Regions from separate parts of the Homo sapiens genome. Here all the other regions are linked to region 2. Evidence: chromatin loops called from intact Hi-C (ENCODE). Cell type or tissue: gastrocnemius medialis. All regions are shown on one strand. Region 1 has its middle 8.5 kb from the start of ASB5. Region 2 overlaps WDR17 (WD repeat domain 17). Region 3 holds the start of SPCS3 (signal peptidase complex subunit 3). Region 4 overlaps ASB5 (ankyrin repeat and SOCS box containing 5). Region 5 has its middle 20 kb from the start of SPCS3-AS1.

The links. Hi-C counts contacts between places; a loop is a spot of excess contacts. Peaks named below come from ENCODE experiments on the same cell type or tissue, not always from the same donor. Only the 100,000 strongest peaks of a DNase experiment are listed, where the experiment ranks them.
Region 1: it touches region 2 in a loop (12-fold over the local background); 50 of 110 quality-filtered maps call a loop at or near these places.
Region 3: it touches region 2 in a loop (4-fold over the local background); 16 of 110 quality-filtered maps call a loop at or near these places.
Region 4: a loop joins it to region 2, with 3 times the contacts of the local background. A loop is called at or near these places in 4 of 110 quality-filtered maps.
Region 5: it touches region 2 in a loop (11-fold over the local background); 72 of 110 quality-filtered maps call a loop at or near these places.

Annotation. Positions count from the first base shown.
Region 1 is chr4:176,275,180-176,280,179 of GRCh38, forward strand. It overlaps a transcript of ASB5 not described here. Among named protein-coding and RNA genes, the nearest start is that of ASB5, 8.5 kb to the left of the region's middle. In gastrocnemius medialis, a CTCF peak has its summit at 2,591; a DNase peak (open chromatin) is centred at 2,168; H3K4me3 peaks cover 945 bases; H3K27ac peaks cover 2,600 bases.
Region 2 is chr4:176,147,822-176,152,821 of GRCh38, forward strand. It overlaps WDR17 (WD repeat domain 17), which reads left to right. Exons shown (of 29, transcript NM_181265.4): 13 at 312-514; 14 at 1,986-2,135; 15 at 2,222-2,352; 16 at 2,647-2,772; 17 at 3,991-4,146. Among named protein-coding and RNA genes, the nearest start is that of SPATA4, 45 kb to the right of the region's middle. In gastrocnemius medialis, a CTCF peak has its summit at 2,640 (motif pointing right); no DNase peak of the experiment used is centred here; H3K27ac peaks cover 768 bases.
Region 3 is chr4:176,317,578-176,322,577 of GRCh38, forward strand. SPCS3 (signal peptidase complex subunit 3) reads left to right here and starts at 2,389. Exons shown (of 5, transcript NM_021928.4): 1 at 2,389-2,642; 2 at 4,593-4,666. The coding sequence starts at 2,500. SPCS3-AS1 (SPCS3 antisense RNA 1) reads right to left here and starts at 2,933. Exons shown (of 4, transcript NR_186171.1): 1 at 2,568-2,933. RefSeq lists an enhancer at 2,200-2,700 and silencers at 2,683-2,802, 2,923-2,992, 3,023-3,102. In gastrocnemius medialis, no CTCF peak of the experiment used is centred here; DNase peaks (open chromatin) are centred at 2,264 and 2,964; H3K4me3 peaks cover 3,118 bases; H3K27ac peaks cover 3,219 bases.
Region 4 is chr4:176,224,429-176,229,428 of GRCh38, forward strand. It overlaps ASB5 (ankyrin repeat and SOCS box containing 5), which reads right to left. Exons shown (of 7, transcript NM_080874.4): 2 at 834-913. Among named protein-coding and RNA genes, the nearest start is that of SPATA4, 31 kb to the left of the region's middle. RefSeq lists enhancers at 2,379-2,548, 3,229-3,398 and a cis regulatory region at 2,464. In gastrocnemius medialis, no CTCF peak of the experiment used is centred here; no DNase peak of the experiment used is centred here; H3K27ac peaks cover 5,000 bases.
Region 5 is chr4:176,338,105-176,343,104 of GRCh38, forward strand. No RefSeq gene overlaps it. Among named protein-coding and RNA genes, the nearest start is that of SPCS3-AS1, 20 kb to the left of the region's middle. In gastrocnemius medialis, CTCF peaks have their summits at 3,051 (motif pointing left) and 3,255; no DNase peak of the experiment used is centred here; H3K4me3 peaks cover 419 bases.

The sequences.
Region 1 (5,000 bases), 130 kb after region 2:
GCTGGGATTACAGGCATAAGCCTCCGCATCAGGCCCTGCATAGCAATTTGATCAGCATTCTTATACACGTGTATGAATTAATAATGATCATTTCTTGAGGTAAAATATATGATTTACCCTGGAACATGGCCAATTGGCTAATAAAATTGGGGTCTAGGAGGACCCTGTTTAGGATTCTAAGATTATAGTTTCTTTAACAACATAAGTACTGCCTTGTGTGCATGCATTTCAAATCTATTTTAACTCCAGTTATGAATTTTAGAGAAAAAAATTATATTTTAAACATGTTCTTATTAGACTTATAAATTTAATACTTTTTATATAACATGAGCAATACTAGTACATAGTTCACCTTTCTCCAGCAGTTTACACAGTCAACTTAGTACTCTTCCTGCTTCCATCTCCCAGCTCCCTACGATCCCATAGAATATGAGCAAAGGGGAGCCTCAGCACATGTCTGCTGGGGCTGCAGGAGTCACTCTGGTGACCACCACTCAGCCTCTGGCTAGTCCCTGCTAGCCTCTGGTGCTTCTATCCTGGAGGAAGGAAGATAAGCACTAGTCATGCACTAGCTGGTAATATTCCCATCTTCATACTTGCAGGCAATAATACAAACCTGGAAATTGGGAACCTGTCAGCTGTCTGGGGAATTCAGCATCTGGCTGAGTCCCCTCTCCCTCATCCCCACTGCAGCGAGGCAAGCAGGAGGTAGAATTTATTCTTCCACCTGTGTATAGAAGACAGAAAATGAGCTGGGCTTCATCTTTTCCTTGTTAAGCTTAATGGGATAAAATAATATGTGAAAAGGATACTACATATTCAACCTTGCTCTAATTTCAAATATCTTACCCAGTGTAGTAAAACATAAACTAAGTTCAAGTATTGCCTCTACCATAGATGTGTAATCTTGGACGATCTGGTAACCCTCCCTGCACCTCCACTTCCTTACCTGTAAAGAGTTCCATGATAAAAGTATCTACTTCACATGTTGGGAGGTTTAAATGCAATAATTCATATGAAGCACTCACTCGCCTGCACTGTAAGAGCTCAACAAATATTAGCTACATTGTAATTATTACTTTTACTTTGTTATTTAAGTTAAATTAGAATCTGTTGCATGCCAGGCACTGAAATTTTACTGTGTGCTTGTCTAGTGAAATGTCCAACTTCCAATAGTACCATACTCACTGCCTACTGTAGACATGTAACTATATAAAGGAAATCAATCAGCCCCCCTCTGGTGTTAGGAAATATATCCATTTCTATAATCAGAATTCATAACCAATGTTATATATAAAACAAATGATGTATTTTTTGCTCCATGGTATGAAAGATAGCTGTAACTTCTTAAGAAATGTACACATCACAAATATTCTGAGTAATTTCATCTTCCCAGGCTCCATAACAAAGTCACTCAATAGTTTGATATATCCTGGGAAGACAGCAGATATTTTGGGTTTTAGAAATAAAACATATCCCACACTGGCATCCATGGCTCCTGATTTAAGAAATCAAGGCTCTGGAACTGGGAACTCTTACCTGAAGATGTGATCGTGGCAATGATAATAAGAATAGTAACAGCAAATACATCTTGTTGTATATTACCGTAACCCTAACGCAACCCGTGAATTAACTGAAGTTGTACCAGTAGGGAAATGAAGACAACAAAAAGTACACGGCCACCTTAAAGCCTCGACATTTGCTCTGATGAGCATCTAGCAGCTGACATGCTGTATGTCCCAGGAAAATCAGGATAAGTCAGCAGAAAGTGGTAGGCAGGCAGGGCAAGGTCTTCAGAAGAACTAGTTGCTCTAGTTATGAGCCGTGTGAACTCAGGCAAGTTCCTTAATCCCTCTGAGCCTGTTTTCTCAACGATGAAAACAGGAAAATAGTTATGTTACAGGCCCATTGGAAGGGTGTATGAGAATATGCCCTGCATTTTTAATTTCCTTTTAAAGGCAGCCCCGCAACTGGTGAGCCCCTGATTTTATCCTTTTCAAAAACAGTAAACAAACCTGCCCCAGAGTAATTTTTCAAACTCCAGCTTACCGCTACCAAATAACTGCAGCTTACTGCTCCGCGTCGCAAGTCAAGATGTGGCTCCTTCATTCACACACATCTCTTGAGCGCTTCCCGTGTGCCAGGTGCTATAGGGCACACAACAGTGTGGGGATTACAGCAGCGAGCAGGCAGGTGAGGACTGTGCTGTCATAGTGTTAAACTCATCAGCTGACACAGTCGGGACTTGCAGCAAGTAAAATACCCAGTTTTTCAAGCAATCGATTTTCTCTCGATCCTGCACTTTGTTTTGCTCTTTCCTTTATCTAGTACCAGAATGTCAAATCAATAAAAAGTCGAGTGAAGCCTTTATTTGTCCACCAACCTCAGCATTAGTTTAATGTTTATATTCTCTCCTTGTCTTTCTCACTTGGACAATTCTCAAGCCTCTATTTTGCTTTCCAGTTACATTCTGGCTTCATTTTTTTTTTTTTTTTTTTTTTTTTATGGTAACTGCCTCCGAGCTTGGCTTGGTCACACTTTCTATGTAGAGTCCTTTGGGGAGCTCCCCCGCCTGGCCTCTGTCTGTAATATCACCAAAGGCAGTAATGGGCTTTGGCAGTGTTTTGCAAAGACCAACAAAGATGAATATCATTATACTGAGGTCCATGAAACCAAGATCAGATTTTTTTTGTGAATGGCAAGGGAAGGCAGACTGCACAAGAACACTGAAGGGACTGAACTCTTCAGCCTCTTGCATATTTATCACATGAATTTGGCAACTCATACATGGAGAGAATGAAAACTCGCTCCCCGAACAAGTGAGGAAACATTCATGAGGAACCGAATGGGGTCGACAGGTAAGCACGCTTTGCCCATATTTGACTTGTGGAGAGTCTCTTCAGTTTACCAACCTTGCTACTCAAATGAGCACATTTTATATGTACCTAATTTTTGTGCAATGGTTTACTGTAAAGAACATTTGCAGCATATGAAAGGGGCCTGGTCGTTTATTCTAAGGTTATATGAGATTATGTTGGAGGCATTCCTTGCCACATATGAACATCTCTAGAAAGGCAGCATTGCCTCTGGAGGAGGAGCACCTTGGTTTGAATCTTAACTCTCCTACTTTTCCTCCTGTGACCTCGGGAAGTTAATTAACCTTTCTATGCCTCCATTTCATAATTCGTAAAATGCGAATACTAATAATAACTATCTCAATAGGTTGTCAGAATGATTAAATATTAAATATGTCAGTACTTAAAAGTATTTGGAATAATGTCTAGCACATACTAAGTGCTTTATAAAAATTTGTTAAATAAATAAGTTTTGAAATAACAAAATATATGACAAGTAAAACCAACTGTTGAAGACCAAGTTGGAAGATGAAGCCTGGTACGTAGCTTGGTGTAAGAAACTCCAATAACATAGCTATATCCTAAGTTTAAATATGAATGGCCTCTCATTACCCACAAGAAATTAAAATTCAAAGGAATCCTGAGCATGTTCATAAAAGATATATTCATATTAACCAAAACTGAAAACAACTCAAATTTTCATCAAGAGGAAACAAACTAACTCTGGTACATTTACATAACATAATACAGTAGAACAATAAAAGGAATAAGCTACGAATATGTGCAAAATGTAGATGAATCTCAAAAACTTACTTTGAGCAAGAGTACGTTATATGATTTATTTTATATGAAGTTTAAAGTCAACAACATAAATATATGACTATTGAAATTAAAGGACATTGCTGCGGGGGATAGGATGAGTTGGAGATTTGACTAGAAGAGGAAATGTGGTAACTTTCCAGGAATATTGGAACATCATCTGTCTTTCAGTGATGGTAACATGGGAATACACATTTGGGGGAAAAAACCCTCAACAAATTTTTATTTAAGATGTGTGCAATTCTACACTGTGTAAATTATACTGCAATTAAATAAAAACTATATTGCAAAGATAAATAAATCTTCAGTTCTGGTAACGGCAGGCTAGTTAATTCAGAACAAACCTCCCATTGGAGACAATGATTTCTAGATGAAACATTAAACCATGCTTCTAGTTGCATCTAAAAGCTATAAAGAAAATGAGAAAGCATCAGACCAAGAATCCAGGACAAATAGAAAATCCAAAGAGGAGAGCATGGACTCTGGGACCACTTTTTTTTTCAGGTGCCTTTTTATTTTACTTTTTTATTTTTATTATTATTATTTATTTTATTTTAAGTTCTGGGATACAAGTGTAGAACGTGTAGGTTTGTTTTACATAAGTATACGTGTGCCATTGTGGTTTGCTGCACCTATCAACCCATCATCTAGGTTTTAGGTCCCACATGCATTAGCTATTTGTCCTAATGCTCTTGCTCCCTCACCCTCCAACCCCCCACTGGCCCCGGTGTGTGATATTCCCCTCCCTGTGTCCATGTGTTCACATTGTTCAACTCCCACTTATGAGTGAGAACATGAGGTGTTTGGTTTTCTGTTCCTGTGTTCATTTGCTGAGGATGATGCTTCCAGCTTCAACCATGGCCCTGCAAAGGACATTATCTCATTCCTTTTTATGGCTGTATAGTATTCCATGGCATATGTGTACCACATTTTCCTTATCCAGTCTATCATTGATGGGCATTTGGGTTGGTTCCAAGTCTTTGCTATTGTAAATAGTGCTGCAATAAACATCCATGTGCATGTTCTTTATAGTAGAATGATTTATATTCCTTTGGGTATACACCCAGTAATGGGATTGCTGGGTCAAATGGTATTTCTGGTTCTAGATCCTTGAGGAATCACCACACTGTCTTCCACAATGGTTGAACTAATTTAAATTTCCACCAAAAGTGTAAAAGTGTTCCTATTTCTCTGCAGCCTCACCAGCATCTATTATTTCTTGACTTTTTAATAATCACCATTCTGACTAGTGTGAGATGGTATCTCATTGTGGTTTTGATTTGTATTTCTCTAATGATCAGTGATGTTGAACTTTTTTCATATGTT
Region 2 (5,000 bases):
TATGTTTAAATAAGCTAGCACTAGCCTAGTTAAATATTCATTTCCATCTACTATAAAGAAAAGTATGTGAGGGGATGAATTTGTTAATTAGCTTGATTTAATTATTCCACATTGTAAGCATACATCAAAATATCACATAAATATATACAATTATTATTTTTTAAATTAAAATGAAGAGAACCTTATATCTTGAGACATAAAATGCTTCTAGATAAGCTAACAAATAATTATTATACTCTATTAAGAATATGTTAATACTCTAGATACATTATAACTTGAATGTTATCACACCCATAATATTCTGTTTTCAGTACCGTTCGAATCTGGGATTATACTCAGGATGCTTGCATCAATATTCTTAATGGACACACTGCACCTGTGAGAGGATTAATGTGGAATACTGAGATTCCATATCTGCTCATATCTGGCAGCTGGGACTATACTATAAAAGTATGGGACACTCGAGAAGGAACTTGTGTGGATACTGTGTATGATCACGGTGCAGATGTATATGGTAGAGTGTCTTTCATTCTTTCATGTATTTGTTATATTGACATACTAATGATGCTTATAACTTCTGAGGAATACAGTATTTTTGAAGAAGTTATACAGTGTTTTATTTTACAATAACATTTTTCACATTAGAAAATATACACGTTTATTATTATAATACCAGAATGTGCAGAAGAAAAAGTCAACAAAAATTATCAGAAGATGACTATTGTTAGCACTGTGTTGTCTTTCTCCCCACTGTCTGCAGGTGTGTCTGTGTTTCTGTGTACACACAAACACACACACAATGCACACATATTGCGATGGGCATATATACATGTATGGCTTTTGTTTTTCTCCCTTCCATTGACATCACTCCAGAGGTAAGTTGTTTAACAGGAAATCAGTAATAGAGTAGATACCACTTATTTAACCATTCCTCTATTCTTGGATGTTTAGTACAATGTTTTGTTTTTTAATATAATCCCGTTTTTTTAATATAATTAATTGGTTATGGAAAATCAGATTACTTACCATTTGCACATCTCTTCACTCTCATTCTTGTTTGTATTTATTCTCATCCTTAAACTTTGATGGGAGTAAATGGGCAGATTAAGAATCCAAAAATGATTTCTTAGAAAAAGTAACCTCAATCTAGATCAGGTTCAGATCCATATGCTTGATCACAATGGCCTTTTAGCCAAGGCAATGCGGGACTGAGTGTGGGAGAGAATCATATTTGTTGATATTCGAATTGAAAGGTCCCCAACTCTTCATCTTTTAACTAGAACGTCATCTGCCCATCCACTAACTCACAGATACTATGTATGCTATTGGTTTTATAGTATACTTGTTGCTGCTTAACCACACGAAATATACTTTTAACATTTTCATCCATGACCATTTGCTTTCTAATAATTTTTTTCTTTTTTCTTTCTTTCTTTTTTTTATTATTATTTTGTTTTTTTGAAACAGAGTCTCACTCTGGCTCTGTTGCCCAGGATGGTGTACAGTGGCGCAAACACAGCTCACGTCAACCTTCACCTCCCAGGTTCAAGAGATCCTCCCACCTTAGCCTTCCAAGTAGCTGGGACTACAATCACATGCCACCACACCCAGCTAATTTCTGTATTTTTGGTAGAGATGGTATTTCATCATGTTGCCCAGGCCGATCTCAAACTCCTGGGCTCAAGGGATCCACCCGCCTCAGACTCCCAGGAAAGTGCTGGGATTACAGGCGTGAGCCACCATTTCCAGCCTCTAATGGTTATTCAATTTTATATTCATATTTATAGAATATATAAAATAATTTATTGCATTCTTATATTATTTTCAGCCAGTATATTAAATGCAGATAGGTTGACTGAGAACCTTTCAGTTACTCACAATATTTCTTCATAGCTTCAATTCTGTAGAAGTTTTATGAAGCACATATAAATAAAAAATATTTTTCAATGTTCACTTTACTTAAAATAGGTTTTTATTTTCATCAGGTTTAACCTGCCATCCCAGTCGCCCCTTCACTATGGCCTCTTGCTCCCGTGACTCTACAGTGAGACTCTGGTCATTAACAGCCTTAGTCACTCCTGTACAAATAAATATTCTGGCAGACAGATCTTGGGAAGAAATTATTGGGAACACTGGTATGGAACATATACATGTATTAGAGTTTATTTCTAAATAAGTTTTATGAGAAATCTTTTCTCACTGAATTATGTCTGTTCTTCAGATTATGCTATAGAACCAGGCACTCCTCCTCTACTGTGTGGTAAAGTGTCAAGAGATATTAGACAGGAAATAGAAAAACTAACTGCTAATTCTCAAGTGAAAAAACTAAGATGGTTCTCAGAATGTTTATCTGTAAGTATTACAGGAATTAAATGCGAATATTTTCCCTTTAGCCAACATGAATCATTACAACTATTTTTATTCACATATTTACATGTACCATTCTAATTCATTGGGTAACTCTTACCATAATCTGTGCACTATAAGAAAGCAAATGTAAAACTAGAAACAATACATGAGATAACATGTAGTTATTTTGTTAATTTTTAAATTTAGATATGCCTGCATTATAATATTTTTGAAGATGCAAAATATTATGAGGTTTTTAATTCACTATTCCATATTTATTTTTTGTCAACTCTTTAGCCTCCAGGTGGCAGTGACAATTTATGGAACTTGGTTGCTGTGATAAAAGGACAGGATGATAGCTTACTTCCTCAGAACTACTGCAAAGGAATAATGCACTTGAAACATCTGATTAAATTTAGAACAGTGAGTAAAATATGCAAATATGATGTACTCAAGCAAATTTTTTGCCTTTTCACTATTAAAATGTAAAAATGATTTTAAAAATATATATGATTAGATCGGTAGATTTAAATAAATGAACACTGAGGAGATCCATCTTGGGTAAAATGAATCATAAAAGTGAATTACTTGAGAACAGATTAAGTCAATCATGGTTATCATAGGTTGAGTCTCATGAAATTCCTTCAAGGTCACTCGGAACTCCTTGAAATGCTTTATCTTTCCCCTATTAGCAGATGACTGTGACATGTGGACTATTCTAATTTTAGTCTCAGAGGGCCTAATAGGCTGTTCTGGGATATGTTTTATAATAAATGATCATATTATAGCTCTTAATGAATTTCAGTAAAAACTACTAGTTACCTCATCCCTGGGGCAATCTACAGCACTAACAACAAAACCCATTCTGGCACCAGAAAGAAAAAATTGCTTGTATATTTTCTGAAATATGTATAGTTAATCGTTAGAGCATGGAGACAGTTGTGCCAGAGATGTGGATCTAATGCTCATAAAGAGCAGTTTTTTCCATGAAGAGGAAGTTACTTTCTTTAATCGCAAACTAAACACCTAATGACTGTAACCACAAAATCTATTTGACAGGAGAAGAGCTAATTAAAGTAAGCCAGTAACTTTTTGTTTTTACTAGAGGCCTGTCTGTACTGTTGTATATTACTTTATCATTACCTTTTATCTGTTCTGTGTAACTACAACACCTGGAGAGGGTTAAGAACAATGGGGTTCAATCTCTCCCCTCCCGTGTCCCACCCCCACACACACCCCAAAATATTATGTTTAGAAACGTATCACATTTTATAGAGAAAAATATTTTTAAATATTTACTTCCCAGAGCTATATGCTTTTGAAGTATGTATTCATGTAAAGTTTATATGATCATCTGTTATCATGAACTCTTGTAAAACAATTTTTTTAAATTTTTAATTATTATGGATGCATAATAGTTTATGGGGTATATGTGATATTTTCACACAAGCATACAATGAGTATTGATGAAATCAGGGTAATTGGGGTATCCATCACCTCAAGCATTTATCTTTTTTTGTGTGTTAGGAACATTTCAATTCCGCTCTATTAGTTATTTCAAAATATGCAACAAATTATTGTGACACATACAAAACAAAATATGTCAAATTTTTTTAAATTCTATTTTCTTTTTAAAACCAGTCTGAAGCTCAAGAACTAACAACAGTCAAGATGTCTAAATTTGGTGGTGGTATTGGTGTACCTGCTAAAGAGGAAAGACTGAAGGAAGCTGCTGAAATCCACTTGAGATTAGGACAAATTCAGAGATACTGTGAACTTATGGTTGAACTTGGAGAGGTAATGTGCTATGAAAGTAAAACTAATGAGTTTAACATAGTAGTCTAAACGTTAAGAATATACTCAATTTTAAGTATTAAAAATAAAAAGCTCAGCACTTTGGAGGCCAAGGTGGGTGGATCACTTGAGCCCAGGAGTTCGATACTAGCCTGAGCAACACGGTAAAACCCCACCTCTACAAAAATCACAAAAAATTAGACAGGCATGGTGGTGTGCACTTGGGAAGCTAAGATGAGAGGATCAGTTGAGCCCAGGAGGCAGAGGTTGCAGTGAGCTGTGATCGTACCACTGCACTCCAGCCTGGGCTACAGAAAGAGACCCTATCTCAAAAAAAAAAAAAAAAAAAAGCCTGAGCGTGGTGGCTCACGCCTGTAATCCCAACACTTTGGGAGGCCAAGTCGGGTGGATCACGAGGTCAGGAGATTAAGATCATCCTGGCCAACATGGGGAAACCTTGTCTCTGCTAAAATACAGAAAAACAAAAACAAAACTAGCCAGGCGTGTGGCACGCACCTCTAGTCCCAGCTACTTGGGAGGCTGAGGCAGGGGAATTGCCTGAACCTGGGAGGCAGAGGTTGCAGTGAGCCGAGATCGTGCCACTGTACTCCAGCCTGGGTAACTCCATCTCAAAAAAAAAAAAAAAAAAAAAAAAAAAGGGAAAGAAATGTAAATACCCTGCGTGCTGGCTCACACTTTCACACCTGTACCTGTAACCCTACCACTTTAGGAGGCCAAGGCGGAAGGATCACTTGAGGACAGGAGTTCAAGATCAGCCTAGCCAACATGGAGAAACCCCGCCTCTTCTAAAAATATAAAAATTAGCCCAGCATGGTGGCGTATTCCTGTAATCCCAG
Region 3 (5,000 bases), 170 kb after region 2:
ATATTTTTAAAAATTTCCCAATAGGAATAGATATTTCCTATCAATATGCAATATATATTATATAATGATACATGTACACACACACACACAATTTCCATCTCAAAGCCAACATCTTACTTGATGGAGAAATGAAAGGAAATTTCCTGCTCAAATCAGGAACAAAAAGATATCAGTTGTCCCCATCTGACTGAATATCATGTTGGAAATATTAGCTACTGAAATGAATAAACAATTGGAAATATAATAATTGGAACGGAAAAGGCAAAATGATATCTAATGTAGGTGATATAAATGTCTAGAAAATCTAAAGAAACACTTGGAAAAATAAAACAGAATAAGAAAATTCCCTATCCCATCCCTCTCCTGCTCTTTTTGTGGACTTTTATGTGTTTTTAGCACTACCAGTAAGTCAAGTTAAAAACTGTGGTGTCATAATAATAATACTAGTTTCATTTGAGTGTTCACAATCTGCATTCACTCTATGCTTTGCAGACCCCCACTCTTATTTAGGCAGTTGCTAAGTAACATAGAGTTTGTTTCCGAAATGCCCCTCCTATCAGTCTTCCTTTTGGGTCCATCACTCACTCTCCACATATAACTGGTAAATGGTTGCCTGTGTAGCGATGCTTGTTTTACATGTAATTTCCCTGATATAAAGTCAACTTCTTGACCTGGTTTTCTACCATAACTTACCTTTCCAGGCTTATTTCTGCTTACTCTTTTATACATGCATTGTTTATCAGGACCAGCCTTCTGAGTATCTCTTAGATATACCTGTACTTGCAGTTCAACAACAAGAATTATTTCCCTAAAACATGCTATAATAATAATGTGTCTTGTTTAGGCTTTGTGTTAAATAATTTGCACACTGTGTTGTCCCACATTACCAGGGCTGTAATTCCTTCCTCCTTTGCTATGTAACTTCCCAGGGTATTTTTTTGTTTTACATTTCAGATTTGTTTTTATTTTATTAACTCTACCTGATTATATACTTTTGAGTGTAGAAAGTGATCAGTACAATCTCTGTATCACTTGCAGTATAGATGGCATTCAATAAAAATCCTTTTTTTTCTTTTTTTGTTAACAAACTGTGCCAGCCTGGAAGTTAAAAACTAAGATTTTAAACGCAACTAAGGATCTCTCTTTAGTCTCTATTTTATCGATTTTTCATTAGTTGGCTCTATTTGAGCAGGGAGTCTGCCTTATTAGTGCTGTATTCTCAAGGCTTAGAACTATTCCTGGTACACGGTAGGCACTTGGTAATAATCCTACCTGTATGGCTATACAAAAATTAATTGAATGGTCATGAATAATGCAAAGAAGCAAAAGCTTAACAAGAGACAACATAAGCCAGTATCAAGATCAGATGTTCACAGTTTTCTGGTTTGTTCCTGATCACATTCCAGGACAGATATTTTTGTTTGGTTTATGGACTGAAATTTTTAAAAAAAATTTATTTCAGCAGACCCTGAATCCATTTTTATAAAAACCCTTAGCTGTGAAAGGAACAAAGGTTTTGGCAGATAGTATAATCAGAGTCAGGATTGGCTCGGTTTGAACCCTAATGCCCTTCAGGATATTGAAAATGTGATAAAATAATTGCATTATTTATTAATGACCCAACGAAATTCTTATACATTATGCTGTAGAGCAATTCCGCAGCCATTATCTTCTTTGCTCCTAAGAACCCAGAAAGGTTATCCTTTTATTTATCAGAAATCACCATGTTAAAATGCAAATACTTAGGATCGGTAGCCTCAACCCTTATCTTCTAAAACATCTTTAGCTATCCATACAAAGCAAAGCATTAATAGGAATTGGACTGACGTTGGAGGTGGAAATACTGATGCACGTGACAGCTTTAAGGACTTGGGCGGCTAATTCCCCACTCCCCACTGCTCCTCAGATCCTCCAAAAAAAGCTCAAGTCCTAACTTTGACCAGGTTTGACAAAGAAGGGAGAGGACCAGGCGTTTTGTAAAGTGCTGCTTCCAAACGCCACCCGTCAGGACAGATTCTAAACCACCTTAACTTGCTGCCGGTTTCAAGTGAAAATAAATGGTACATAAGTAATCAAGAAGTCGCAGTCCCAGACCTCTGACCAAAGAACCGAAAAAGGACAGCGAACGACCGGTTCCCAATTCTCTGAACCCAAAGGTCGGAGAAGCAATTTAGAAGAGGAGGGGGTGGGTCTTCCACAACAAACCCCGCCCCTCCCTCACTCGTCGCTGATTGGTGGCGGCGTTAGGCCGCGACGGAGGGGCGGGCCCGCGGCTGAGTCTCTCCCTTTCCGCGCCGCCCCGTGCGCGCTGTGGGTGTGTTTCGGGAAGCGGGCGCGCGCGCGCTCGCGTCGGAGGACCGGAAAGGAGGCGGGGCTGCGGCGGCGCGCGCTCCCGGAACGCGCGCACCGCAGACGGCGCGGATCGCAGGGAGCCGGTCCGCCGCCGGAACGGGAGCCTGGGTGTGCGTGTGGAGTCCGGACTCGTGGGAGACGATCGCGATGAACACGGTGCTGTCGCGGGCGAACTCACTGTTCGCCTTCTCGCTGAGCGTGATGGCGGCGCTCACCTTCGGCTGCTTCATCACCACCGCCTTCAAAGACAGGAGCGTCCCGGTGCGGCTGCACGTCTCGCGGATCATGCTGTGAGTGAGGCCGGGCCGGCGGTGCAGGACGCCGGGACCGGGCTGGGGCGGAAGCCGAAGCCGGGCCGCCGCGCCGGGGCTGCCGTGCCGGGGCCGCGGGCAGGGCGTCCGGATCGCCCTCCTGAGCGGCAGTTCGCCCCCGAGGGCGGTCGTCAGGGGTGGACGTCGCAGGCTTTTCCGGCGTCCCCTCGGAACTTGCACCCCTCCACCGTAAATTCCCGGGCTTGCTCTTAAATTTTAATTTTGAGCGTTCCTCAGGTCGGTGCCTCCGCTTGCTTCCTGTTCCTCACTTCCCTCCACCCACGCCTGGCCAATGAGGGAGCAACACAACAGCAGAGCCGGCGCCGCCGCCCGCCTGGGCTGGCGCCTCCCGCGCGTCCGGTGCCGCTCGTGGTCCGCATGCGAGGCCCTCCAGGCGCTGCCGCCGCGCTCTGGGTCGGGCTTCCGTGGGGTTTCCTGGCGGCTCTGGAGGCCACAGGACGGGGTTGTCTTTGTGTCATTCATCACCCGAGTTTGCCCTGTTTGACATTCCCTTTACAGTTGTTGCCTTTGCACCTTCAGAAGGCAGTAAACAGTTGGAGCTGCTTTGAAGTTGGCCAGAGATGTTGGGCACTGAGAGAATTAAGCATCTTAGCCTTCTGATACAGCGAGATTTTTGTTTTGTTGGGTTTCTTTATTTCTTTTTCTTTTGCCAACCACTTGAAGAAGTCTGCGAAAACGCCAAAAAATGCAGTTCGAAATGACAGTGCCATTTCGCTATTGCCTATTTTGTCCTTGATTTTATTCTCTGGCACTTTTGTCTTTAATCGTCGTATTTTTCCATCTCTTGTTCTCATACCCTTCTACTCTATTTCCGTCTTACACAAGTTCTTTAACCTTAGTTTATTTCTTTGTCAGAATCGCCAAGAAGCCAGTTATCAAATAGCGAGCCTTCTCCCCCCACCTTTTTTTTTTTTTTTTAAATTACTGTACTGATGTTTGTTAGATATTGTTCGAATAGACCTGGGGTGGACATCAGCACTGCCATTGTCAGCCCTGTGAGGGTTAGAAGAGCTTGGTGCATATTAAACACTGAACAGATGTTAGCTGTTGTTGTCTTGAGCAAGTTTTCTTACCATTCTGGGCCTTAATTTCTTTTTGTTTAAGATGGAAGTAATACCTAATTTTTAGGTTGTGAGAATTATTTGAAATGTGAAAAATATTGTCAGTGGGTCTGAGCCGTAGTAAACAGTAAATAGCAGCTGGTTACAGTAGTATCCCCTTAATGGGGTAGGTATACGTTCCAAGACCCCCAGTGGATGGCTGAAACCACGGATAGCACCAAACCCTATATATACTTGGTTTTTTCCTATACCGTACATACATACCTACCTATGATAAAACTTACAAGTTAAGCACAATAAGAGATTAACAATAACATAATAGAACTGTAACAATATACTATAATAAAAGTTATGTGAATATGATCTCTTTCCCCTTCTCTCAAAATAACTTATTTTACTGGACTCACCTATTTTCACACCAGATTGACCGCGGATAATTGAAACCGGAAAGTGAAACCTCGGATAAGGGGGTGATTACTGTATCACCCTTTAATATGCCATCTGTTAGTATTCGTATCACCTTGTAGTCATGTGTAGCTTTCTTCTACCCATTCTGCAAAATTGCTTTACATCAAGTATTTACTATTCTTTTTAGCAGTTTTTATCCCCTTCTGAGTTTTGTTAGGGATTCTCTTGAGGTATATGCAATTAGCTGAAGACCTACTTTAATATTGGATTAGAATGTTTCTCCTGTTTTCACACTTACAGGTTTCTCTGGTGTTTACTCGTTTCTTTGTGGAATTGCAGTTTCACCTATGCACACACCTGTATTCTTTCTCTTTAAGAAGTTACGTGAATTGTGTATGTTCTGTTGGAAGGATGGTAAAACTTTTATCTTTATTCCTAGAAAAAATGTAGAAGATTTCACTGGACCTAGAGAAAGAAGTGATCTGGGATTTATCACATTTGATATAACTGCTGATATCCTTTAAGAAAATATTTCGTTGCGTTTTCTGTAGTTTTATAATGAGATATGTGTTGTTTAATGATTTGGGATACAGTGTGACTATCTCATTGAATCAGCCAAACCTTGGAAATTCCGCCTTTTTCATCAGTAAAATAATGTTAATACCTCCCCATGACACTTGGAGAAAACTTCATAGATTCATGAGTAGTTGTGTGAACATACTTTAAATTCTTAACCGAAACATTAAATTGATTGAAAACTACATAAGAAAGTTTGAATCTGTATTTTAGAAAGAAAAAATAAAATTAGATCATTTGGATAAGAAGGAAAAATATTACCAATGCTCAG
Region 4 (5,000 bases), 77 kb after region 2:
TTCACCACGTTGGCCAGGCTGGTCTCAAACTCCTGACCTCAGGTGATCCACATGCCTCCGCCTCCCAAAGTGTTGGAATTACAGGCGTGAGCCACTGTGCCCAGCTATTTTTTTTTTAATTTGTAGTAGAGATGGAGTTTCACCATGTTGGCCAGGCTGGTCTCGAACTCCTGACCTCAGGTGATCCACCTGCCTCCGCCTCCCAAAGTGCTGGAATCACAAGCGTGAGCCATTGTGCCAGCCTAGCTGTGCATTTGAATTACATCAGAAGCTTCAAAAAAAAAAATACCCAAGCCAAAGTGTTTTCTGTTTCAATAAGGATTTGTGTTTTTTATTTTTCCTCTGGTGAGTCTGATGAACAGGCAAATATAGAAATGATTGTCCTGTAGCTTTGTTAGGCAATTGCCCATAGCATATTACAGATCACCACAATGTTAAAAAAGATTGCTTTGGCATCTGAACTGGTGACTTCTTTTTGGATATGTTATTATTGAACTAAGTCTGTAATTAGCTGCACATATTGTGCAGAGTTAAGCATATTTAGAAAGCTCAATCAATAACACATAAATCCAATCATTACTTCTTTAAATGTCTATCGATGAACAAATATGCTGTCTGAGAAATCTGAAATACTAAGACATACAATTATATCAAAATATTTATAAAAGAAGTTTCAAAGATAAGTGAGAAACTATTGACTTCTCTGACATGAGTTAAAATAAAAGGGCAGAAGTAAAATGTAAGTGGTTTTATCATATTTGCATTGATTGGTTTTGACCATGTTCTGTGCACATGGAAAGGGGGTATATTTTAAACTATATGTAATATATTACCTGTGATAATAATGTTCTCAGAGCAAGAAGGCGACCTTGACTTGCTGCTTCATGTAGTGGTGATCGATCTGCCCAGGAACCTGTCAAAAAAGAAAAAAAGAAAGAAAAGAAAACAAAAATCCAAGAGTCAAAGTGAATCCCAGTAGACACAATCAATACCAAGATCACATAAATTATTCACACTCAGTGTTCAACAGGGTGAGCCAGATACTTATACTGTACATTAGGAAATTTGACTCTTATTGCAGGAACCAGATAGGCAGTTCCCAACATGAGCCATGATGCATGCTCTGGAATTGACCCACCCCAGACTTACTGTGCCTTTTTAAATTTTTTATTTTATTTAATAGATGGAGTCTCGCCCTGTTGCCCAGGCTGGAGTGCAGTGGCATGATCTCAGCTCAGTACAACCTCTGTCTCCCATGTCAAGAGATTATCCCGCCTCAGTTTCTCGAGTAGCAGGGACTACAGGCGCACACCACCACGCCCGGATCATTTTTGTATTTTTAGTAGAGACAGGGTTTCACCATGTTGGCCAGGCTGGTCTTGAAGTCCTGACCTCAAGTGATCCACCTGCCTTGGTCTCCCAAAGTGCTGGGATTACAGGCGTGAGCCACTGCCCCCGGCTTACTATGCCTTTTGAATTATCTGCACTCACTATTAACCCTAGTGACTCACTAGCAACATTTTTCTTCCAACCATTACCTTGTTGCTGCATTTATTTTGGAGATTAAGTATAGCTTAAGAAGATGCATATAGGTGCCACGTTGACAAGGGATGGATTAGTGATGGTAAATTTCAGGTGTCAACCTGACTGAATTAAAGAACACCTAGAGAATGGGTAAAGCATTGCTTATGAGTGTGTCTGTGAGGGTGTTTCCAGAGGAGATTGTCTTGTGAGTAGGTGGCTGAGTAGAGAGAGCTGCTTGCAGTATGGATGGGCACCATCATATGGCTGGGGGCCTGGAGAGAACAAAAAAACCTCTCCTGGTGTTGGAACACTCTCCTCGAGTTGGGACACTCTCCTCCTCCTGCCCTTGGACATCAGAACTCCAGGCTTTCTCTGACCTTGAGACTCTAGGACTTCAGTGGTCCCCTGGATTCTCAGGCCTTTGACCTCTGACTGAGAATTATATTGGCTTTCCTGGTTCTGAGGCTTTTGTACTTGGACTGAGCCACGCTACCTCATCCCAGGGTCTCCAGCTTGCAGACAGCCTGTTGAGGGACTTCTCAGCCTCCATAGTCATGTGAGCCAATTCCCCTAATCTCCTCTCATATAGCTGCGTCTTTCTCTGTCTATGTATCTAGGTATCTATCTATTTATCAGCTATTGGTTCTGTCTCTCTGGAGAACCCTGACTAATACACCTGACAGAGAAAAAGAGAATTAAGGCCACCAGATCAGCCACAAAAAAGTTCTGTTTCATGTTTTTTCACATTGAACCCCTCCTCTCAATTTTGTTTTGTCCCTTTAGCAGGAATAGCAGCTTGAATGCCCACCTCGCCACACTCCCAGCTCCTTCTGCTATTTCCTGTGGTCCCCCCACCCCAGCTTGCCTGGGCTCTGCGGTGTAGGGGCTGCAACATGTTGCCATGGAGGGCAAGTAGCTGAGCCCCGCGTCTGAAGTGAAGCATGAGCCCTGCTTCTGCACCCAAGCTCTCCTGAATGACTCAACAGTGTCCTAGTGCTTAAGCATTCTATTGCCTGTTGCTATAAAACGGGTATCACCATTGTGGTAAGGAAAGACTTCCAAGACAGCTAGTTATCTCCCCTGCAGTAAAATCACTCTGCATAAACCAAAAGGCAAAACAAAGAAGACAATGAGTGGTCATGGCAGTCAGGGCTAGGAGCATCAGCTCTGGAGTTAGACCATATGACTCTCTAAATCATTACATTTCATCTAGATTTCATTTCCTCTAGTTGAGGATGGAAATAATAATTGTATATACCTCAAGGAGATATGAGAAACTAAATCAGATAGTATACATTGTGCTTAGACTAGTGTACACACATAGTAAACACCATTCAACATTACCTGCTATTACCATTACTTGTAAGTCAACAGAGAGAAGAGAGACTCTGCCTGCTTTCCCTTAGGATTTGTATTTCTGAGAAAATTCTGTAATATTACCAGATACAAAGGGATTGATGACTGGTAAATGACTTCTGCCCTCTGCACCAGGCTGGAGTAACAACAATCTTAACATTGAGAAAAACCAACTTATTTAATGATAACCTGATTGCCTAAATAAAAGCAGAGAACGCTTACACAGTCCTCACCATATGCCCATGTCCTGCCCTGGTTGCTGGGCATAAATTTACTTGTTTTATCCTCACCCTGATCCTTTGAGGTTGGCGCTATTATTATCTCTGTTTTCCAGGTGAGGAAACTGAGACATGCAGAAGTTAAATAACTTGCCTAAGGTCACACAGCTAGAAAGGGGTGGATGTAAAATTCAAACTGCAGCCTCCTACCTGCAGTGACAACACTTTTCACTTGTTGAGAGATAGCAATCCTATCTCTCAATACACACACACTCTCTCTCATGCACAGAGTCTGTGAAACATTTTAGCCAGTGGTAACAGCATACATCTCTCTGGGACATTTTGTTCCTGTCATTGATTTCATTACTGTATTTTTCCTTCTAACACCCCCTCCAAAATAAAACCCTTCAGTCTAAAGAGAAGTTTTATTTCATTTTATTCTCGGCAAAAGTAGGCTGTTGCTTGACAAGATAAAGTTTACTGCAACAAGATACTATAGCAATAGTGCAGGAATGTTGTAATCCATGCTAAATTGTAAGTAAACAAATTAGGGAGGCAAAGGCTAACTATGATTCGAAGTTTTAGCAAGATCTTTTTAATTTAGTGGGATGAAAATTAAAAGTACTTTTCTCATATTGGGTTCTGTTTCTTAGATAGTCAGGGAATTTCTATTGTCTACACAGTCTTTATTAATCATCTCTTACTATTTTAATATATAGTCTGTTTCATTCTGATTCCCTTTCAGCAAATTTCTTCTGCTCCCTGATGTCGAGAGAAAAAAAGACAATGACAGTTAAGTCTTATCACATATTTATAAGAAGAAAAGCAATTCCTTGAATACGTCCCTGAAATGATAGAACTCCCAGCCAGTTTCTTGCATGGGTGTTTATCTTGAATTACAGAATAACGATAATTGAGGTTTACAATTAAAGACATTACAACTCCCAAAAGAAGACTAATGTATACTTTCTCTCTCAATAACAGATATAAGTTTCCATCTAGTGTTATTTCTTGCTTATCTAGAAAAATTAGTAAGCCAGACACATAATTCTTTTGAGTTTTCATTTGCAACAAGTTACTGTGATTAGCTTTTATGTATTACTTCTTTCTACTGTGTGACAGTTCTATTATATATTCAAGGCAGAATTGCAATAATGCACACCAGCAAATATTTTTTGGTAGGACAAAAATTGGTGGCAAGGTCATAACTTATAGGAAATTGGAACATTGTGTTATCATTAGGTAATATGCAAACGTTATCATCATAAATAATGTTCTTTTGGGGAAAGCATTTTGCCAGTTCCGGCTTCTAAGATGAAATCTGATGCTTTAAAAATCACAGGCATCTGTTTGTATGATCATTAAACAACATGATTGCAGAATGAAATTCTGCAGAACTTCACAACATATATCAATTTTTTGTGAACACTTAAATATTTAAGAAAATATGAAAATTATAATACTAACTTTGCAAACAGATTGCATATGTGAAGCCACTTTGTTCAGTTCAATCAGCAAAGCAATAATAAATTAATAAAAATTTTAGTAATCAATGCCTAAATGTGTTTAAATTTAAATAACCACTTATAATATTTATAATGATCAGTTTCCCTCTTGTATAATAGTATATTTCATTATCCTTAATTTATCTCTTAAACACAGGTGCTGAACTATATGATGCCGACCCATTATCCCTGCCTATTTTTCCATTGTCACTAGTTAACAGGAAAATTAACCAGATGTTGTTGGGAATGTAAAGGCCTAGAGACGTGGCCTTTGGGATTCATTCTGGACTCATTCCTTTCTAGTATACCATGATGACCTTTAAGGGGAAGTAAAGCTAACAATATTTGTAGCTGAAGGGTACTTGATATTCCTTCCAGCCAGCTCTTCTCCCTTGCA
Region 5 (5,000 bases), 190 kb after region 2:
AAAGGGCCAGAGAAAACAAATAATAAAGCTTTGAATGGAAGTTGGCGTGAAAGACAAAATGCACCAGGCAATAAAGATAATTTTGCTTTAGATATTATAATAGGGAGAATTTTCATTTCTGCAGCAGAATGTGTCAAAGAAATGAAGGAGGCTTGGGGTTTTATAGAGGCAGGTAAACAAGGGAGTCAAGGGGAAGGATGGGGGGGGTCAGTTCTTGGATATGCCAAGGGAGGTGGTTCCTTGAAGTTAACTGTTTCTCACAACATAAAAGGTTTTTTTTTAAAACCATTGCTTTTTCCTGGGAGCACAGGGCTCTGGAAATTTTCAACAATGTCACTGCCTTTAGGAAAGCTAAGAAAAATACGGAATCCTCTACTGTGACAGCAAGGATATGGGTCAGTATCCAGGCAGTGACAATGGTCAAAGCAAATGTGTAACAAACCTAATCAGGAGCCTAATCCCCTAAAGAGATGAGGAACCCAAAATCCAAAATGATTTATAACTTTAACTTAAAGACGGATAGTTCACTGGCCACCGACCAGCTCTTTGCACTTGATTGTAAATCAAGAAATTCAATTAAATATTTGCTCAGCATCTTTTTTTTTTCTAGCAAGTTCTTTATTTTAATTTTAACTTGAAATCAGTGCATTATATTAATAACTCCATTGGTCGTTTGTCTACTTAACAATCTTTGATGATCTTTCCCATAGTGAAATGATCCTATAAAACCATTGACAGGTTCTAAGATTTTTCCTTTGTCTACCCATCCCTACTAACTAGAAATACATTTCTGGGAAGTAGTCTAACAATAATTTCAGTTTTGAAAAGGGTCATGGATGGTAAGGAGACTATATTGTTTAAAGGCCTTTATTGATCCTTTTATAGATTTACTGGAAGTTGAAAACTAGCACAAAGAGGTCCCCTGTACTCCTTCACCTAGTTCTCCCTCATGGTGACATCTTACTAACTATAGTTCAGTATCAAAACATAGAAATTGATGTTGGTACAGTTAATAGACTATTCAGATTTCATCCATTTTACATTGTTCATTTGTGTGTGTTAGTATCTTTAATGCGCCAGACATTGCTTATACTCTGGAATGGAATGTGGTGATACAGACAGTTCTTCAAAACACTTTACACTTTCTTGGGAGGTGTTTGGTTTTGTTTTGTTTTGTAATGTGGCCTCAATTCTCAAACCTGCCTTTAAGATTTCTCCACTTGTCTTAGAGAGTCAAGAATTAAAGTATTCCAACTGCAGTGAATATTAATTAAAGAATAAATATATTAAAGTGGGTTGGAGGCAGGGGAATAACATGTCACTTGTCACATTGAGCCAGCTAGTTAGAATTCTCCTGACGGATGCAAAGGCCTAGGAAGCTTAAGTTCCTAGATAGCTGAGAATCTTTGCCATGAGTGAAAACAATAAGGAACATCACTACCTGGTTGGAATTGCCAAATTTGGCCAGGCGGATCAGTCCTTTCAAATCTAAGTCTCTGTGTTGGTCATTTTCCTTCCAGCAAGGAAGATCCATTATTTAACAGGTATACAATCTCCAGGAAAACCTATGAAAGGTCTGTCAGTATCTTCTGTGCTTTTATAACACATTCATAACACACACACAAAATTACAGTTAAAGTTTCACAAAATACATACACTTATGGGGATATGCTTATTTATTCTTTCATTCATTTTTTTAAAAATTGGTGGTTATTACCTGGTAAATCAATTTCAGGACCGTTGTTTAAAAGAAAAGTCAGTTCAAACAGTAGTAAGAATTGTTAGGTTGGTGCAAAAGTAATTGCTGTTTTTGCCATTAAAAGTAATGATAATAACAGCCTAAAAGTTTTCATAATAAGAGCTACAATTTACTGGCTACCTATTATGTGGTAGGTGATTTTCCAAGAAAATGACCAGTCATAACATTCTTGGGATTCATTCATTCAACACATAGTTATTGTGCTCCTATTTGCTAGGCATTGTTCTAGTTGACAGAGCAGTGACCAAAGCAGGAAAAAAAAAAATTCGCTAATGGAATTTACAGTCTAGCAGGGAGAATGTTTAACAGACACATGAGAAAATCATATTTCATGTCATAGGATGTAAGTACTATGAAGATAAATAATTAGGGAAGGGAGATAAGGAGTACTGGGATGCTAGTTTAAGTAAGATGGTCATGGCAGACTTCTTTCACAAGGTGATATCTGAAGGAGATGAAAGAGAAAGCCGCAGGGATACTGGGTGGAAGAGAAATCCTGGCTGAAGGTGTAGCAAGAGCCAGACCTTGAGGCAAGACACATATTGGAGAATTCAAAGGATAGGACAGTGGAGTTATGATTCAAATGCAAAACAATAGACTCAGGACATTGAGCTCAGGGTCAGACTTAGAGGGTCCTGAACACAGGTCTAGCTGACTCCAAAGTCAGTGCACTTTTACAAATAACCACATGTGCTACTGACTGCTCATCTACTATGTGTCATTTTCCAAACTCTTGCTCTAAATATTTGATGGCCATCTAACGTTTTCTGGTTAACTAAAAGAGTCAAATTACCCCTGCTAGAAATCACATTTCAAAGGAAATTGTCAACAAAAGAAATACACTCAGGACTACAAGCTTTCCAAACATTAATAAGAGGCAAATATGTCTAGTGCATTACTGTTTCAATTAATTAAATGATTAGTGAGATAGCACTGGAGAATCATTTTCACTATAAACGAAATATTTTTTAATCTAGTGTAAGCAGTAAAGTCACTAGAGAGGAAAGTAATTTTTCCAGTTTCCTGATTTAAAAATTTCTTTCTTTACGATAAAACGTGATAGCACCAGAGAGCCTTTGGCATGGCATTATGCACTGTGTAGACCTGATACCCTGAAGCTTTGTATTTCATGTTACCTTTATGAGGCGGAAAGTCTTCACACTGGCCAGATATGTGCTTGTGAAAAGGTTGGGTAAAAACAGTGCAATCATTACAGTGGTTTTTTCCCGAATGGGTTTTTTTTGTTGTTTTTTTTTTTTGCTCATAACTGGTCCTTTGGTGCCCTCTGGTGATACAGCTCATGAAAACAAGTACTAGATCGCTAATTCTCTCTCTCACACTATAGTATTGCCATCTAATGTACACAGTTTACAACACCAAAATGCAGAAAGAAAAATTACCCACAAGAATAATTGTACACTTATCAGTTTATTTAGTCTTGCCTCACATAAAAATTGCTAAAAGCTTTGAGTTGAGAGTGGTAATGTAAGAGAAAGCAATCTCTAACTTTGTGGGGTTTTTTTTTTGTTTGTTTGTTTTTTTAGTTTTTAGAACATGAGACACCTTCTCACTCTGTCACCCAGGCTGCAGTGTAGTGATGTAATCTGCACTCACTCTGGCCTGGACCTCCCAGGCTCCAGCAATCCTCCCACCTCAGCTCCTTGAGTAGCTGGGAACACAGGAAGGCGCCACCCCGCCCTGCTAATTTTTGTATTTGTAGAGATGAGATTTCACTATGTTGCCTGGGCTGGTGTTGAACTCCTGAGCTCAAGTGATCCACCCACCTCAGCCTCCCGAAGTGCTGGGATTTACAGATGTGATCCACTGCACCCAGCAGCAATGTCTAACTTCATAAACTGAGACTATGCTAATCAGTGACAAAGAACAAAATTTTTAAATTTCTAATAGACTAACAAATAAATCAGTCTTACCACTTCTCTGTGCAGATTGCCAGTAAATCTCCTTTCATTGAAACAAGGCAAATAAATTAAACATGGTGAATAACCCACTGACAGAAAGCATGGTATTTTTCTGGGCAATCTGAACTACAAATTGGCTGACAACAGGAAACAGTATGGCCCTACACTACATGATTTTCTATCATTAAAACTATGGAAATATTTTCCTTGTCCTCATGTCCTCATAGATATGTCTCTTTTAAATAGCATAGAGCTGGATTTTTAAAATCCAATCTGGTAAGCTATTTAAATTTAAATTGGTGGTTATAGTGATTAATAATGTAGTTGGGCTTGTTTTGCCCCTCTTATTCATGTATAATGTATTTTTATACTTGTTTTGTTCATATTGTTTTATTTTGAATTAATTGAATCTTTGTCTTTATTTTATTATTTTGTATTCATTGATTTAAAAAATTTTATGTTAACCTTGAAATACTGTCATGCAGATTTAATAAATTCTTAAGCTAATGATTCTTACTAGTTAAAAATGTAAAGTATTAAGAATGTGAGCTCCACGAGAGCTGGGATTTTTGTCTTTGTCCATTGCTGTATTCCCAGAGTCACAGGATCCTTGGGGTGTTGTCGCTTTTCCAGCCAGAAACCTCTGTGGCTGCTGGTGCCTTTGCCCAAGTTTTGCTCAGGCCTGCTGGGCTCATTCTGCCCACTTAGCCTGGCAGGCTGTGCTCGACTCGCGTTACTGGCCTGGATCCCTCACCTGCCAAGGGCAACCCCAGTGCAGAGTATTGAGTGGTGTGTGAGCAAGCGAGTGTGGGGTTCAGTCACTGCACACACTGAGGTACGCCTGCTGTGGTGGGGTGGACAGCTCCAGGTGTTGGCAAGGGTGCTGGCTCCCTGCTAGACTGTGGCTGGACCAGGCATACCACAAGCATCTTCCATGGCTGGCACGGGGGAACATGGTGGTGTCCACAAGCTTGGAGATGCCAGGAACTGCAGACCCCCAATGAGGGCCTCACAGCCCTGGCTTGGGAGCTCCTAGATCTGGGCTCCTCGAAAGGCTGCAGGTCTTCTCTTTTTCTCTCTTCTTTCCTCCTTGTTGCCTGCAATGTGGTGAGCAAGGGGCATGTTTCAGCCCTGCTTGTGTTACAGCTCTTTCAGCCCTGCCATATTTGGCAGTTCCTGAGTTCTTGTCCCATGTCCAGAAAGAATGAGGTATGTGGACAAGTGGAGAGTGAGCAAGGCAAAGAGATGCTTAATTGAGGGACAGAGCAGCTCAGAGGAGACCACAGAGGTAGCTCCTCTCTGCAGCCAGGTCAACCTGTTGT